Regions from separate parts of the Homo sapiens genome. Here region 2 is linked to region 1. A link is an interaction called in ENCODE POLR2A ChIA-PET data of the cell type or tissue named here. Cell type or tissue: GM12878. All regions are shown on one strand. Links, peaks and the distances in the headings refer to the core of each region. The heading gives the core; the rest is flanking DNA.

Evidence for each region. ChIA-PET counts read pairs that join two places held together with the same protein. Peaks named below come from ENCODE experiments on the same cell type or tissue, not always from the same donor. Only the 100,000 strongest peaks of a DNase experiment are listed, where the experiment ranks them.
Region 2: POLR2A ChIA-PET joins it to region 1 with 8 read pairs; 2 of 35 experiments call an interaction of 5 or more read pairs at or near these places.

Annotation. Positions count from the first base shown.
Region 1 is chrX:11,735,174-11,743,452 of GRCh38, forward strand. It overlaps LOC105373131 (a long non-coding RNA gene), which reads left to right. Exons shown (of 3, transcript XR_950513.3): 3 at 1-180. Among named protein-coding and RNA genes, the nearest start is that of MSL3-DT, 19 kb to the right of the region's middle. In GM12878, for the core only: no CTCF peak of the experiment used is centred there; a DNase peak (open chromatin) is centred at 4,788; H3K27ac peaks cover 2,596 bases.
Region 2 is chrX:11,574,487-11,582,765 of GRCh38, forward strand. The region is part of intron 1 of ARHGAP6 (Rho GTPase activating protein 6); the gene reads right to left. Among named protein-coding and RNA genes, the nearest start is that of ARHGAP6, 87 kb to the right of the region's middle. In GM12878, for the core only: no CTCF peak of the experiment used is centred there; no DNase peak of the experiment used is centred there.

The DNA of each region.
Region 1 (8,279 bases), core at 2,829-6,828:
ATGTATTTATTACCTCACTGTCTCAATGCCATGCTAAGTAACTGCACAGAAAATGTGACGAGCCAATTCCAGCTAATGGTTGATCAGTGACTATGATTTATTTATAATTCTCAAGTAACTGTGCATTTTGATAGGGCACTTTAATTCTTCGCAAAAATAAAATTAATGGTAGAATTTTTACTCATTGGGCATTTTGTCATTTTTCAATTCCATCCATTTAAATAAACTTAGGATCACAATATGCTGTTTGGGACCTCAGTTCCCCTACCTTCTTGTATATTGGCAACATTGGTGAGGAAAGGCATCCTATAAAAAAGATAATGGACCAGTTTGTGTCCATCGACACCACCAAAGAGAAAGGAGCAAGACCTGCTTAAGGACACCAGAAATGGAGGACTGTGGGGAACAACTGAGCCAGTTACAAAGACTGGCCCTACCAGGAGCAGTTCAGCAACTCAGACCCAGCCGCAAAGGGCACTGACAAACCACAGGAGACTGAACGATTGTAATTACTGATCACATTTGCTTAGAGTGTTACCATGTACAAAATGCTTTCTCATTTTTCTGTATTGATTGATCCTCTGAGTTATTTGGCTAAGCCTTACTTGTAATCATTGTTTTTTAGATTCCCCATATGCTTTCACTGGGGTTGGGGGCAGGATCACTGAATGTGATTCTTGGAAGGTGGGTTTTTATGAAAGAAACAAGATTTATTGAGAATCCTGAGTCTGGTCTAGGAAGTGAATGGGTAAACTATGTCCAAATAGTAGTAGGCATACAGGGTTCACGACGACTATAAAAGGCCAAGTAGTGTTTACACAGCCCTTTCCATCAGGAATGTGTGAGAATGTAGCTAAATGTGGATGGGATTGTGCCATCTGCCCCTTTAGTCAGGCAGTCAACAGACACCTGGGGACATGTACAGCTACAAGGAAACAGCACTGCACTAGACCAGAGGAACATAGATGACTAACACAATTTCTTCCCCTAGAAATTCACCATATGCCTTCATTCAGCTCCAGATTCTCTTCTTTCATTACCTGGATGTCATATGGTTCTCTTTTCCTTGCTAATCCACATTCAGGCTGATTATGAAAGTCTATGTAAAGACATTTGCTTTCTTTTGTTTGATTCATGAATGCTAGAGTTCTGTTTCTTGGCCTTTAGCTCATTAACATTCAGTTTCTAAAGTACAAGTGCTTTCTTTGCAAATTTATGTTTAATTACATGATGACTACATGAATGCATTCTCATTTGTAAGATAGTCACCCATACAGCTTCATTAATTCATCTTTGATATTCTTGCCTCCTGTACCCACTCTGAGGCTTCTCCACAGAGGTAATGACTGTTCTCAGTTATTCTGAACTGTTCAGCATCCCTCTAACAATGTCTGTTCGTATTTGCAACTCACCAAACACTTGGCTTGGCTCATTTTATCTATCCATCAATACCTTCTACAAAACGCTTTCCCTGACTGTGGTTAGAGAATGACAGCGCCTCTCTGGCATGAAAGAGCAGAGGACTGGGGGCAAGGGGCACTATCTCCAGTACCAACTGTTCCCTCAAAGATTCTCCTTTCCTATAGCCTTTAGTGAGCCTGTCATTTTCACCTCTGCAGATTCCCCTGAGCAGCTACAGGCCGGAGTTACAAGCTTACCCTGGTTGCAGAGTTCTGCCTTGCTGCAGTTGGGTTGTTTGACCATATTGTCACAGCTACGCTATTTTAGGGTAGGCTTTAGAAGGATGATAGTCAGATGACATGGAGCTAAGCTATACTAGGTGCCCACTTTCAGGAGATGGTTGACTAAATTCAAACCTGCTTTGACTAGTGTTTCTCTCCCTTCTTAATCTCCCCACCCCCTGCCCAAGTGAAACTTGGTTATGGTTCTCTAATGCCTTAGGTTTCCTTACCCTTGGGCATGCCTAGCTGCCCCTTTTCCCTTTTGTCTTAGAATATTTCCTTTCATTTTTTTCCTTATTTGAGAACTAACACACTGCTAGAACTTTTTCAGTGTTTGCAGAAAGGTGGTGTATGTCAAAAGATGCTGATGTCTAAAAGATGAAGATGGTAAAATTGCTAGATGGGACCCAAGGGCCAATATGGCATGCTGGTTCCTTCCACCAGTTTCAATGATGCTCCGGTCACTTGCAATGAGATGCAGTTGTAAGGTAATAGATGTGGGCTTGTCTGTAAGTAGATTGTGTCTATTTGTTTACTTTATAAAACTTTATAGAAATATATTCCACTGAGATGGGCTTGGATATTGTATTGGGCTGACTCATGATGCCAGCAGTTATAATGAGACCAGTAAATTTATTAAATTCCTGAGGCTAGACTGTTGCTGCCTTCTCTATGTTATACCATGTATTAGTTTCTTATTTGCTATAGCAAACTACCAAAAGTTTAGTGGCTTAAAATAATACACGTTTATTCTCTTGCAGTTCTGGAGCTCAAAAGTCTAATATGAGTTTTAATGGGATAAAATCAAGGCAGTTTTTTGCTCTGGTTCCTTCTTCCATCTTCAAAGTGCATCACTCCAATTTCTGCTGCTGTCATTCCATCTCCTTTGTTTATTGACTTTCTTGCCTCACTCTTATAAGGGTCCTTGTGATTACATTGGACTCATCCACTTTGGTATGCCCAAGTAGGGAGGTCAAGAGAAGGCTCTGACTGGACACTTGGGAGTAATAAAGATACGGAAAACAACTGAAGCCATATTGGATGATGGGACACTACATAGAGCAATGGTTCTTAATCTTTGAGGAAAACTGAATGAACCCTAATGATCTTTGCTTCAGAAAAATGCAAATTCAGACACAATTTCACATGCAATTTTAGCGGCTTAAGTATTCTCTAGGCATTCATGAATGCGAGGTTAAGAACTCTTGATGTATAGTTATCTAGGATAACTATTCAGTTGGATCCTTACCTCATAGCTCTCACCAAAATACATTCCAATGGCTCAAGGATTGGATCATTATCAAAGAAAACATGGAAGAGTTTAAAAAATCTTGTGTGTGATAGAGGCGTTTCTAAGCATAAGACAAAAATCTCTAACACATGAAAGGAAATATTAAAAAATTCAACCACACAGGAATGTGTGTGTGTCTGTGTGTGTTTGTATTCTGCATGGAAATAAAATCATAAACAAAATTAGAAGGGAAATAACAAAATGAGAAACACTTTGCAACTCATACCAAAGCCGAAGGGCTTTCTTAACAGTAAAACATTCTTAAATTGATAAGAAAAAGACCAACAGACTAACTGAATAAATGCGAAGAGCAAGTTCACAGAAATTGATACAAAAACTTTTTTGAATCTTGAAAAGATGCTCAATTTCATAAAATGCCAGTTTCTTTTTTTTTTTTCTTTTCTTTTTTTCCTTTTTGAGACAGGGTCTTGCTGTGTCACCCAGGCTGAAGTGCAGTGGCACCATTATGACTCACTGCAACCTCTGCCTCCGGGATTCAAGATTCTCATGCCTCAGCCACCCCAGCAGCTGGGATTACAGGTGCACACCACCATGCAAAGCTTTTTTTTTTTTTTTTTTTTTTTTTTTTGTATTTTTAGTAGAGACAGGATTTCGCCATGTTGGCCAGACTGGTATTGAACTCCTTGCCTCATGTGGTCCATCCATCTCTGCCTCCCAAAATGCTGGGATTACAGGCGTGAGCCACCATGCCTGGCCAAGAGAAATGCCATTTTCAAATATTAATTTGAAAAATATGAAGACAACTGAGCACAGTCTTAGTGATAGTAGAGGAAAAATTCCATACATATGCTGCTACTGGGAATGCAGTATGTACCACCTCTAGCCCAGTGTTCATCAAACTGAAATGTGCACACAGATTACCTGGGAATCTTGTTAAAATGCAAATTCTGGTTCAGCTGGTCGGGGGAGGGGCCTGAGATTTTGCATTTGTTTTTGAGATAGAGTCTCACTGTGTTGTCCAGTTTGGAGTGCAGTAGCATGATCACAGTTCACTGCAGCCTTGACCTCCTGAGCTCAAGTGATCCTCCCACCTCATCCTCCCTCGTAGCTGGAACCACAGGTGCATGCCACCACACCTGGTTTATATTTCTTGTAGAGATGGGTTTTTGCCATGTTGCCCAAGGTGTTCTCGAACTCCTGGGCTCAAACGATCTGCCCACCTCCCCTTGCCAAAGTGCTGGGATTACAAGCATAAGTCACCACACCTGGCCCGAGATTTTGCATTTCTAACAAACTCCCAGGTGAGGCCAGTACTGCTGGTCCACAGAACAGACCACACTCTGTGTTATAAGCTCTAGTAATTTGTAAATATTTAATAAATTTTTAAATAAAAGTCTCTCTTCAACCATCAATACCATTTCTATGAATTTTTCCTACTTTTATTCTCACATATGTGGGAAATGGTGTGTGTTCTAAGATATTTCTCATGAAATTGGGTGTAAAAACAAAAGATAGCAAGCTACGCCAATATCTGTCATCATAAGTGTGCTAGCACTTTCTTCTCCCTTCTTTGTTCCTACTCTATATCTACAATGGTTTCAATATTTTAGAAGACTAAAAACTACATTTATCAGACTGATGCAGCTAGGATTTGTGACATGATTTAGATTTCATCGATGAGCTGCATTTTCATGAAATGTAGTGATGAGACATTTTCCTGATGCTTTGGAGTCTGAAAAGGAAAATGAGGCAGAGATGAGCATTTGCAGCAGCTGGACTCCACATTCCAACATGTACTCACTAGCTTCATGAGCATGAGATTCAGCTGTGGGAGTGTCGTGACAGCATCAGTCACAGTTCTCTGACTTTGTAATCACAGCAGTTATGGTATGACTTTTGTCTTTTCAAAAATATACCAGAAAGCATGAGAATGATGTGACTTTTAAATCATTAGCCCATGGGCAATCCCCTAAATTGCTCCCAATGAGTTTCCAAGCACCTAATTTTCTGTGTTAAAACTCTTTCTACTTAAAATGCCTAGAGTGTTTACTGCACATAATCCTAAATAAAACAGTATTTGGCACCAAGATGGAAAACTAAAATTAGTTATCTAACCTGTTTGTGTTTGATGACAGTGATAACAACACCATACTAGTTTGTATTGTCCTACCATATAAATAACCCTATCCAGCTGAAATACTATTCAAGGGCAAAGGAAAAACAGAATGCTAAATGAAGAAAGAAATTTCACCAAGAAAAACCTCATGAGTAGTTGTGAAATCAAGGAATATAGTAGCTACATACATTGTTTCCTTGCCATTTTGTGTATATACCTTTATATAGTAACCAAATTTCATTTCTCCATTTTCTCCTTCACCTTTATTTTACATAAAGGTGTTACAAGTATAATTTAGTTTATACTAAATTAGTATAGTGTTTAGTTATAGTTTAGTCATTGTGTTACAAGACATAAAATTTCAATTGTGACTAATTTTAAAAAGTAATTAAAATCACTCAGAGTTTGATTCTGCAACTAATAGAATAGGTTCCCCTTTATGGAGAGAGGATGAATATATTTTCACTGTAGAAGGTAATATATAATATAAGGTGTGACCATATTGTTGCAATTTAAAGATAGGTGGAAGGATAGATATTTATGGTGAATAATCCAAATGGCTAGACAGTGTTGTTCAATCAGGCTTTGATATCCTTTTCCACTCTTCTTTCTGTTTTATTTAGGTTCTGCCATGAGTTTATCTTATACAACAAGAAAGTGACTCCAAGTTGAAAAGCATCCAGACTAAAAGTAAGACAAAGGCCATCTCTGTGATATTATGCAGGCTGCATACAAAGTCAGACAGGTATGAATGTATGTGGCTGTTGGTTTCCATCTTCCAGGGTCTACTCACCAGCCATTTGGTGGTGAGACAACGCCATTTGTGGCCATGGTGATAGCAACTTCTGAATCTCTGGATGACAGCTATGGTTGTATAACTTTGAAACCAGTAATTCGGGGGCAACCCCATTATTTCCACTTTTTCTTCCCTTTCGATTACTTCATCTCACCTAATTCCTTTCATTTACATACCAGAAAGCAAGTGAATTTCTACTTCCTGCATTAAACTCTAAGAGGGCTGGTTAAATAAATTATAATACATCCATATGTAGACACACTCTACATCTACATGCACACAAAAGATGTAGCTCTATATATACATATATGCAACAATCTACGTGATACATTATTAAACAGTAAAAGCAAGACTCAGTATGTATGTAGTATTATACAGTATCTTGTGTGTGTCTATGTGTGTGTATACATAAAATATCTCTGCAAGGATACACAAGAAATCCATAACAGAGATTCCCTTAAAAAGAGAAATGGGGTGTCTGAGGGTCAACAGAATACAAAGGAGACTCTTCACTTGACACCCTTTGTATCTTTGGAAGTTTTATCAACTGAGCATATTATACCAACAAAAAATGTTTATGAAACAAATTAAAAAGAACTTCTGATCTAGGGTGAGAGAAAAGAAGGCCTAGAAGAAAGCCCTAACTATTATCAGCATATAAAGGAAGGGCATGTACAAAGGAAACAGAGAGTGGCTCAAGAGCTTGTAGTAACAATGGGAAAGATAGGGAAACAGAGACAAAGGTAGTGGAGTGTTTCCAGAAGGGCGAGAGTTAGCGCCTGAGTAAATGCTGCCAGAGGGCCAAGAAAAGCAAGATAGAAAACCCAATTGTTACTTGGGTTAGCACCAAGGTCTTGGTGAAAGGAGTTTTAATGGAATGCATGCTTCACTCCTCTGAAGAATATGAGGAGGTTATTGGGTTGAAAGAGGAGAGACAGCATCCCTTTTTTAAAAAAGGTTATACTGCTTGCTCAAAGGTGCAGTTAGTTCAGATGGCCTTAAAGATTCAAATCAGTTTAGAGACCCCTATATTCTAGTGGGTTATCCTAATAAGCTGTTGTGATTTTTTTTAAAGCCCCTCTATTGCTTACTGCGTGAAATAAAGTCACTAGGTGAAATTTAGAACACATCTACTAACATAACTTTCTGGGAAATAGTTTCATTATCCAGCAGGATCTGGGCTTTTGTCTCCAAATTATAAAAATAGTATGAAAGGAATAGGATGTAAAGTCCTTAAAAGACTGGTGAGTACTAGTAGTTTGGAGGGTGACATGCACGGCTGTCTTTAGTTTTCATATGGAAAATGAGAGTCAAAGCAGTGACATGCTCTCAAGGCTGTAGGAAGGGTCATTAGGAGGACAAAGCCATGCCATGGGTTTTAGATTTATTTTATTTTAATTCTTATCCCTAAATCCATGAGAAATCCCACTATATTCATGTATCTTCTAGAATAATTTATTAAATAATTCAGTAACTTATTAGCCACACTTTTTGCCCCCTAGAACTTAAAATCTAGTATAAACAACATTGATATGATATAAACTGAATGTAAACAGCATATAATTTAAATTAGTATACAAGTTGAAGATACATGTATTTTATTCTAAAAGCTTTATCATCCTCACTTATGAAAGAACATGAAAAACAGAATATACAATTTTGCTGCTTTCATGCTCTTTTGGGGATGTCTTTTGGTCTCACGTCTGTAAGAGACCTATTTGCAAAATAACCAGTACTCATTTAAAAACTGCCTGGAAAATGTTATTAAGCTAATAAAAGTGAATTAATATTTAGGTCTAGTTGAAATGATACAGTTTAAACAGTGAGAAAAGAATGCCTGGCTTGTCCCAAGCACTATTTTACCACATCAGTTTATTACAATCCTTTAAAATCTTTTGTTGTTGTTGTTGTTTTTGTTTTGTTTTTTGTTTTTGTTTTTGAGACAGAGTCTCGCTCTGTCGCCCAGGCTGGAGTGCAGTGGCGCGATCTTGGGTCACTGCAAGCTCCGCCTCCTGGGTTCATGCCATTCTCCTGCCTCAGCCTCCGGAGTAGCTGGGACTACAGGCGCCCACCACCACGCCTGGCTAATTTTTTGTATTTTTAGTAGAGATGGTGTTTCACCATGTTAGCCAGGATCGTCTTGATCTCCTGACCTCGTGATCCGCCCGCCTCGGCCTCCCAAAGTGCTAGGATTACAGGCATGAGCCACTGCGCCTGGACTAAAATTGTTTTTTAAACAATATTGGATGAAAATTTCAAAAGTTTTCCAAAAAAGTAAGTTTGATAGCACAAATCCATCTGGTCAGAGACATTGTCTTTATAGGGAATCTAGTAGCTTTCTGTTTATAAAATTAATCCAGTATTATTTGTATTTTTTCCTTTGGGATATAAACAAGGAAAAAAATGGCACATGAGATTAAATACAGAGAACTA
Region 2 (8,279 bases), core at 2,197-6,196, 160 kb before region 1:
TCAATAGATGCAGAAAAGGCCTTTGACAAAATTCAACAGCCCTTCATGCTAAAAACTCTCAATAAATTAGGTATTGATGGGACGTATCTCAAAATAATAAGAGCTATCTATGACAAACCCACAGCCAATATCATACTGAATGGGCAAAAACTGGAAGCATGCCCTTTGAAAACCGGCACAAGACAGGGATGCCCTCTCTCACCACTCCTATTCAACATAGTGTTGGAAGTTCTGGCCAGGGCAATTAGGCAGGAGAAGGAAATAAAGGGTATTCAATTAGGAAAAGAGGAAGTCAAATTGTCCCTGTTTGCAGATGACATGATTGTACATCTAGAAAACCCCATTGTCTCAGCCCAAAATCTCCTTAAGCTGATAAGCAACTTCAGCAAAGTCTCAGGGTAATGAGGTTTCTTTGAAAAAATCAATCCCTCTCATCTGTACCATATGTTTTACTCTAAAAGTAACTCTCAGATCAATTTTGCAGTTTTCACCTGCATAGCAACATTTTGAAGTAAGCACAAGAAGACAGAGATGGCTCACTGATGACTAAGGGATTGTGCTAAGCCAGAGTTCACACTTCCTCACCTCCCTTGTAGGTAGGATGGAGCCATGTGATCAAATAATGGTCAATGGAATGATAAGAGTTCTGGTCAAAGGCAGGAGTGATGTGTGTCACTTCCAGGTCAGGCTCATGGGATCTGCCATTTTCTAGGCCATTCCATGGAGTACACAGATTGAACATGAGGATGCCACAAGACAGAAGAAGCCTGAGTCCTTGAATCCCCACATGGTAGCCTGCCCTCCAAATGCCTAATTCCAATGCAAACGAAAACTAAATTTGTGTTAAGTCGCAAAAATGTTCAGTTTGTTTTTTCCAGCAATTAGCTTCTTGATGCAGCAACAGGACTATTCTACTTGAGATATTTGAGCACCTTAAAGTGAGGTGCTGCCATAACCAAGACCTAATAATGAATTTAGAACTGGCTTAGTCCTTAGGTAACAGACAAAGAGGAACTAGATACCAGAGGTTAGAAAGACAGGTGACTCATATCATGTGGCAGCAAAAAAACTTGCTACATCTTTTACCTGTGATAACCTGGAAGGGCGACCACATGCCTTCAAAGCCAGCACCTTTAGAATTAAAATGTTAGCATATGTTGGCTACTCTTGCCTGTGTCTGACAAGGGATTAAAAGGAAAGAGGGTGGGGGAGAGATGGGAGAGAATTTGGCAACTTTGAAAGCAGAAATGAAAGCAACAAGGATTCCAGAATTTCAGCCTAAAGCGTTGAAAAAGCTTACTCTACTACATGCCCAACCATATAAAACAGAGAAAGAGCTTGGGACATTAGCATGTGCTGACCTCCACCCATGACTTGTTATTTAACAGCTGCAGTTCAGAACAGTTAAATTATTGCCTGAGAGCTCATGATTTTATGAAGTGACAGATCCAGGATTTGAACTCATATCTTGTGAATCTGACTTCAACTTTCTTTCCGTATATTTCACAGCTAAAATGCTGCAGTAAATTATCGTTTTTTTAATGTGCTGATGGTTCAGAAGCTAAACAACAGTGAATTTCCTTGGGAACAAAATAAACTTTCCATGCTTTTTATGGGAATCTAGAAGGTGAAATCAGTGTTTCAGTTTCCCTAAAATGGGATCCCTACATTGTTTACAGTGAGAACTCCTTGTTCTTCTTCCTTTTCTTCTACTGACAAAATAAGATTGGCCTCTTTTAGGGTGATACTGTCACTTTATTAAAAATTAGATTTGAGAATGTGTTTTTTTGTTGGCAGTGACTATATTATTTTATACACCATTGTGTATGGCATATATTTATATACTTGATGCTTTGCTCAAGGTTCACATTAGATGCCTTATAAATACTTACAGTTATCTGACTAGTGAAGAAAAAAGTGCTCAATAGTACAAGACACATGCTACAATTTTTGTGGCATTTTCTATTTCCACTGTTAGAATGTAAGCTCTATGCAGGGAAGGGCTGAGTTAATTGCATCTTTGTGACTTGCCTTACAGAAACATCAAGCATATAAAAGGGCACAATAACTAATTGTTATTGAACAACTGAAAAATGTTGATATTTTAACTAAGGTAAAAATAAGCATACAATATCAGATTAGGAAGTGTCTTAATTTGGGTTCTCCCAGAAGCAGATGCTGAAGCAACAATTCCTGAACAAATGGTTTATTTAGGAGGGGTATTAATTTTGTGTCACTGCTGTAACAAATTACTACAAATTTAGTGGTTTAAATCAACAGATACATATTTTCTTTCAGTTCTGGAGGTCAGAAGTCCAAAATGGATCTCACTGGGCTCAAACCAAGAGGCAGAGTTGCATTCCTTCTGGAGACTCTAGAGGAGGAGCCCCCCATCCCCCTTTTTTTGTCATTGTCCAGCTTCTAGAAGCCACTTGCAATTCTGGGCTTGTGGCACCTTCCTCCTTCTTCAAAGCCAGCAGTGTATCATCTTCCAATTTCTCTCTAACTCTGTTGCTGTCATCACACCTCCTTCTCTGAATCTGACTCCCTTGCCTCCCTCCTTCACCTATGAGAGCCCTTGTGATTACAATGGGCACACCCAAATAACCCAGGCCAATCTCCCCATCTCAAGATCCTTAATTTAATCTGCATCTGCAAAGTCTCTTTGGCCATCTAAGAGAACAGATTCACAAGTCCCAGGATTAGCATGTGAACATCTCTCAGGGTATTATTCTGCTGACCACAGGAGGTAACACCAGGAAACAGTTGGTAGGGGAGTGAGAGGCAATGAGATAGGAAAGAGAAAGAAGTCAATAAAACATGAGTTCACAATACAGTTATCATCGAAGGAAACTGGGACTCAGCCCTGCAGGGAGACTCTGCGAGACAGAGTGGATATGCTTCAGAGTTACCCTGAAAGAGTTAACCTAGAATTACCCACCTACTCTTCATCCATCACCAGTTGAGGGCTGCTCCTAGGATCATTAACTCTCTGTCACTTCTGAAACTTGCCCTGTCATGGCAGAGTATGTTCCCATGACCAGAAAGAAACTACTAGAAAGAGAGTTGCAGGTGTTTTTACCAGGTACTTGCCATCAGGTGTGTGTCTAGGAAATACATAGAGGGTACCAACAGCTTCTTGTAAAGGAAGAAACTTCTAGGGTCATCTAATCCAATGATATCTTTTTTCAGAAGAGCAACTAGAGGCCCAGAATGGTGGTGTTGGTTGGGGAGGGGGAATTACCCAAGGTCACATGACCAAAGAAGAGCACTGATGGTGGCTTCCATTCAGTGTCTCAGGCTACTATGTGTTAGGCACTGTACAAGTAGCTGGACACATGCTCCCAGTTCTTAAAACTCAACACAGTCAAAATGAAAGTCATCATCTTTCGGCCGATACCTATATTGCCTCCTTTCTGGTCCCCAGCCTATGACTGTCTCAGGGGCCACATCATAGTCATCGTCTTGAGGGACCACTTCTATCCTCATACCTAGCATACTCACCAGCATGCATGAGTGTACTACTTAAATTTTGAAGGAAAAAAAAGAAGGAAGAAAAGGAGAAAAGGAAGGAAAGGGGAAGAAAGGAAACAGAAGATATTTTTATACTCTTTAAGCAGTGGCTTAAAATGGAGGTCTAGAGTGGAAAAGATGTAAAGGCAGCAGTGCTGCACCCAGAAGAGATGAGGTCCCAGGGCCCCTGCAGCCAGGAATGGGCATCCCCCACCCTCTATACTCTAAGTTCAGTGTGTTAACAATGTGAAGATTCCCCCATCTAAATAATGGGATATTATCTCACCAATGAAGGGTTATCACTTCCACTCTGCACAGGGAGGATCTCTTTTGCTTTCATGATTTAAAAAAAAACCACTTTTTGGGCAAAGGATATGAACAGACACTTTTCAAAAGAAGACATTTATGCAGCCAATAGACACATGAAAAATGCTCATCATCACTGGTCATCAGATAAATGCAAATCAAAACCACAATGAGATACCATCTCATACCAGTTAGAATGGCTATCATTAAAAAGTCAGGAAACAATAGGTGCTGGAGAGGATGTGGAGAAATAGGAACGCTTTTACACTGTTGAAGGGACTGTAAACCAGTTCAACCATTGTGGAAGACAGTGTGGTGATTCCTCAAGGATCTAAAACTAGAAATACTATTTAACCCAGTGATCCCATTACTGGGTATATACCCAAAGGATTATGAATCATGCTACTATAAAGACATTTGCACACGTATGTTTATTGCAGCACTATTCACAATAGGAAAGACTTGGAACCAACCCAAATGTCCATCAATGATAGACTGGATTAAGAAAATGTGGCACATATACACCATGGAATACTAGGCAGCTATAAAAAAGGACGAGTTCATGTCCTTTGTAGGGACATGGATGAAGCTGGAAACCCTAATTCTGAGCAAACTGTCGCAAGGACAGTAAACCAAACAACGCATGTTTTCACTCATAGATGAGAATTGAACAAGGAGAATACTTAGACACAGGGTGGGGAACATCACACACCGGGGCCTGTCGTGGGGTGGGGGGATGGGGGGATGGGGGAGGGATAGCATTAGGAGAAATACCTAACGTACATGACGAATTAATGGGTGCAGCAAACCAACATGGCACATGCATACATATGTAACAAACCTGTACATTGTGTACATGTACCCTAGAACTAAAAGTATAATAATAATAATTTTAAAAAGCCACTTTTATTCAAGGGGACTTTCTTTAGAGAAACGTTTGGACGATCATGGGCCCAATGAGGAAAAGAAAACAATTTTAACGACAGATTATGAAACATCTCTACTTGCCTTCTGAGCTAAGAAGTAAAGAGAATATAACAAATCAGCCTCATAGTGTTATCTGCATGGTGATACTATAGTATTAGTGTAGTATAATGTTACAAATGATAACTTTATTATTTAAGTTAAATTTTAAAAATTATAGTCCCATTATTTCAGAGTAGATATTTTCTAACTTTATCAATGTGTGTACAATAAATGTTAATTATTAAAAGTTGCCAGAAATAACATCTTGATTAACTAACTCTATCAATAAACCAATTTCCCATAGTCCTTCTTACCTTCAGATATGGAAAATTCCCTAAGGGTCACTTATCTGGGGGCAGAGCCCTTTAGCCTGCCTAACTTACCAAATCTATACTCCAGAAAATTTCTAGTGGTTCCAGCTGCCAAAAAGTTATCTCTAAATGAATTATTATGATTCTTTATAGCTTGTGGGTTTAGCCATATTTTTAGAGGGAAATTTCAAATTCCGAAGGAGATGACTTCATCTGGGCAAATATTTTACTGTAAAAGGTACGAGACTCAGCACTTGTTAAACTCTCATTCAAAACTGCGTCAGGAGACAAAATCTCCCCCAAGGAAGGGCAGAGGAGAAGATGTTGACAGGTCCATAATGAGCTGTAACCATGTATGTGCATCCCTAGAGAAATCATTTTCTGGGCTCATATTTTCCATTTTAATGTCACAAAAGAACAGAATGCGCCTCCAAATTATACCACCAGCCACTGCAACTAGTGTTAACTGCTGCCATGACTCATTAAAGGCCAGAAAATCCCCTTGAAAGTGAAATCATACGTCCTATAGGGTAGGTGAGGTATCTATGAGGATGATAGCTACCAAAACTAAACAAACAAACAAACAAAAAACTAATTTGAACAAACTCTAGTGTTCACAATTGATTTCATTACATTGATTTTTTCATTTGCAGTTTCTTTTCCAAACTTGTGCTTTTCATTGCTCTTTCACACTGTGAGGGGAATTAAGTCCCTGGAAATAATATACCTTTATATTGGGATGCTGCCAAGACTGTAGGCACATAAATCTATGAGACACGTGTTGGCCACTAATTCTGCAAATCTGGCTGGTTCAGCCAGGGTCCCTCCCCTTTCTTCCTGTCCTACATCAATGCAAGTGCCTCCCAACGAAGCATGACCAAAGAGGATGATGAATAATCTTTCATTAGAAGGAGACTGTGTCTCAAACTGTTTTTTAAAGGAAAAAGATAATAAATAAGTACTAGAAAGTCCAAACTTACAGCTACATCTGTAGCCAAAACTATTTTAAAAACTGAAAGTAAATCTAGTCACTTGGCAAATACTGCTTCTAAATGCTTTAAATTATAATACAAGTATTCGAGAAAAAAAGTTAAATTATTCTAACTATATCTTTATTTTCAGACACTAATATAATGTTAGCTCTCTTTAAAACAGTGAGAATATATTATATTTTACATTTCTCTAATACTTCCATTTGTGGAAGTGAATATAGGAAAGAATAAATAAAATGTAGGTTTTGTGTTTCTCTCTTCAAATGGCTTTTCTGAGTAATACATAAAAAGCCAATCATGAAGCATTTTAAAAAGTGTCTTTCTTACTTCAAGTAGGGTCCATGGACTACGCCATCTGCAACTACTGGAAAATGTACACTCTTAGGTTCCCCAAGGGACCTAAGTGAAGCAGAGACTGCTTTTTAACAAAGTCCCCAGGGATTTGTGTGCAAGGTCAAGTGTGAACAGCGATTAATAGCTCAATAAAAATTACCAGTGTTACAACTTAATAATTGAAAATACAACCCAATTAAAAATGGGCAACAGATTTGAATAGATATTTTCCCAAAGAAGATGTACAAATGGCCAGTAAACACACAAAAAGATGGTCTACATCACTAGTTGTCAGGGACATGCAAATTAAAATCACAATGAAATATCACTTCATACCTACTAGGATGGCTATAAACAAAAACATAATAAGAAGTATTGGTGAAAGTGTGGAGAAATTGGAACCTTCAAACATACACTGCTGGTGGGGATGTAAAATGGTGCAGCAGCTTTGGAAAACAGTCTGACAGTTCCTCAAATGGAATATAACCTAACAATTCCACTTTTAGATACATACTTAAGAAAAATAAAAACATACATCCATACAAAAATGTGTACATGAATGTTCACTGCAGCATTATTCCCTATAGCCGAAAGGTAGAAACAACTCAAATGTCCATCAATGAATAAATGGATAAACAAAGTGTGGTCTATCCATACCCTGGAAGATTATTCTGCCATGCAAAGAAATGAAGTACCGGTACTTGTTACAACATGGATAAACCTTGAAAAATTAAGCTACATGAAAGAAGCCAGTCACAAAAGACTAAACATAGTACAATTTAATTTGTGTGAAATGTCCGGAATAGGCAAATCTATAGAGACAGAAAGTAGATGAGTGGTTGCTTACAGCCAGCTAGATGGACGGGGGAAGGGGGAAATGAGAGTTATTGGGTATGAGGTTCCTTTGGGGGGTCATCAAAATGTTCTAAAATTGATTGTGGTGATGGGTGCACATATCTGTGACTATACTAAAAACACTGAACTGTTTTTAAAATAAATGAACCCCACTCTCCCAAACTTTCATGTATGGCATACTGCCTAGCCGGAGATATGATGACTTACACCTTAGAACAACAAAAAAAAACTTCCAAATAACAAATGCTTTGTACTAAATGACACATTACTTATTGAGCACTTCGTATGTGCAGGGTCCTATGTTGGTCATACACAGGGGTTTTCTCTTGTAATTCTCCCCACAGCCCTGAGAGGTAATTATTATTATTATCACATTTTTACAAATGAGGAAACTGGAGCACTAGAAACACACCCAAGGTCAACTTGCTGATGACCAGTGGCAAAGCTCAGATTTGACCCAGGGAGTCTGAGAGCAGAAGCTGCACACAATCTCTCTGTCTTTGGAGTCCCCCTACAAGATACTTTTGCTAACTGTGAACCGGTCAACACAGGGGCAACAGAAGAACCTCCTATAGAGCAATGAGAGGTGTAAATTACCCTTCCATTGCTATTTACTAGGGCTGGCCAATGTTTAATGATTTCCCCGACAGATTCTGATAATCAGCTTCAATTTCATTTCTTTGAATTTTTCAAAATGTAAAATATTGTGAGAAAAACAGCCAGCCCTTTTTTATTGGAAAAACATTAGTCAAACAAATCTGCCTATTTTCAGAAATTCCTTGAATGAGTAAAGGACTAGTCAAATTCTACAAGGGATATGTTTCCATGGGTCACATATAAGGAAAAAAAGCAAATCTTTCATGTGTGATCATAGGACTCTGACATCTGTAACAAAAACTCCTGGCAAATTGATCATTCTAACTTGATTATTCAAAGTCATAGCTTGTAGTTAATAATGTATTGTATACTTGAAAATTGCTAAGAGAATAATCTTAAATATTAA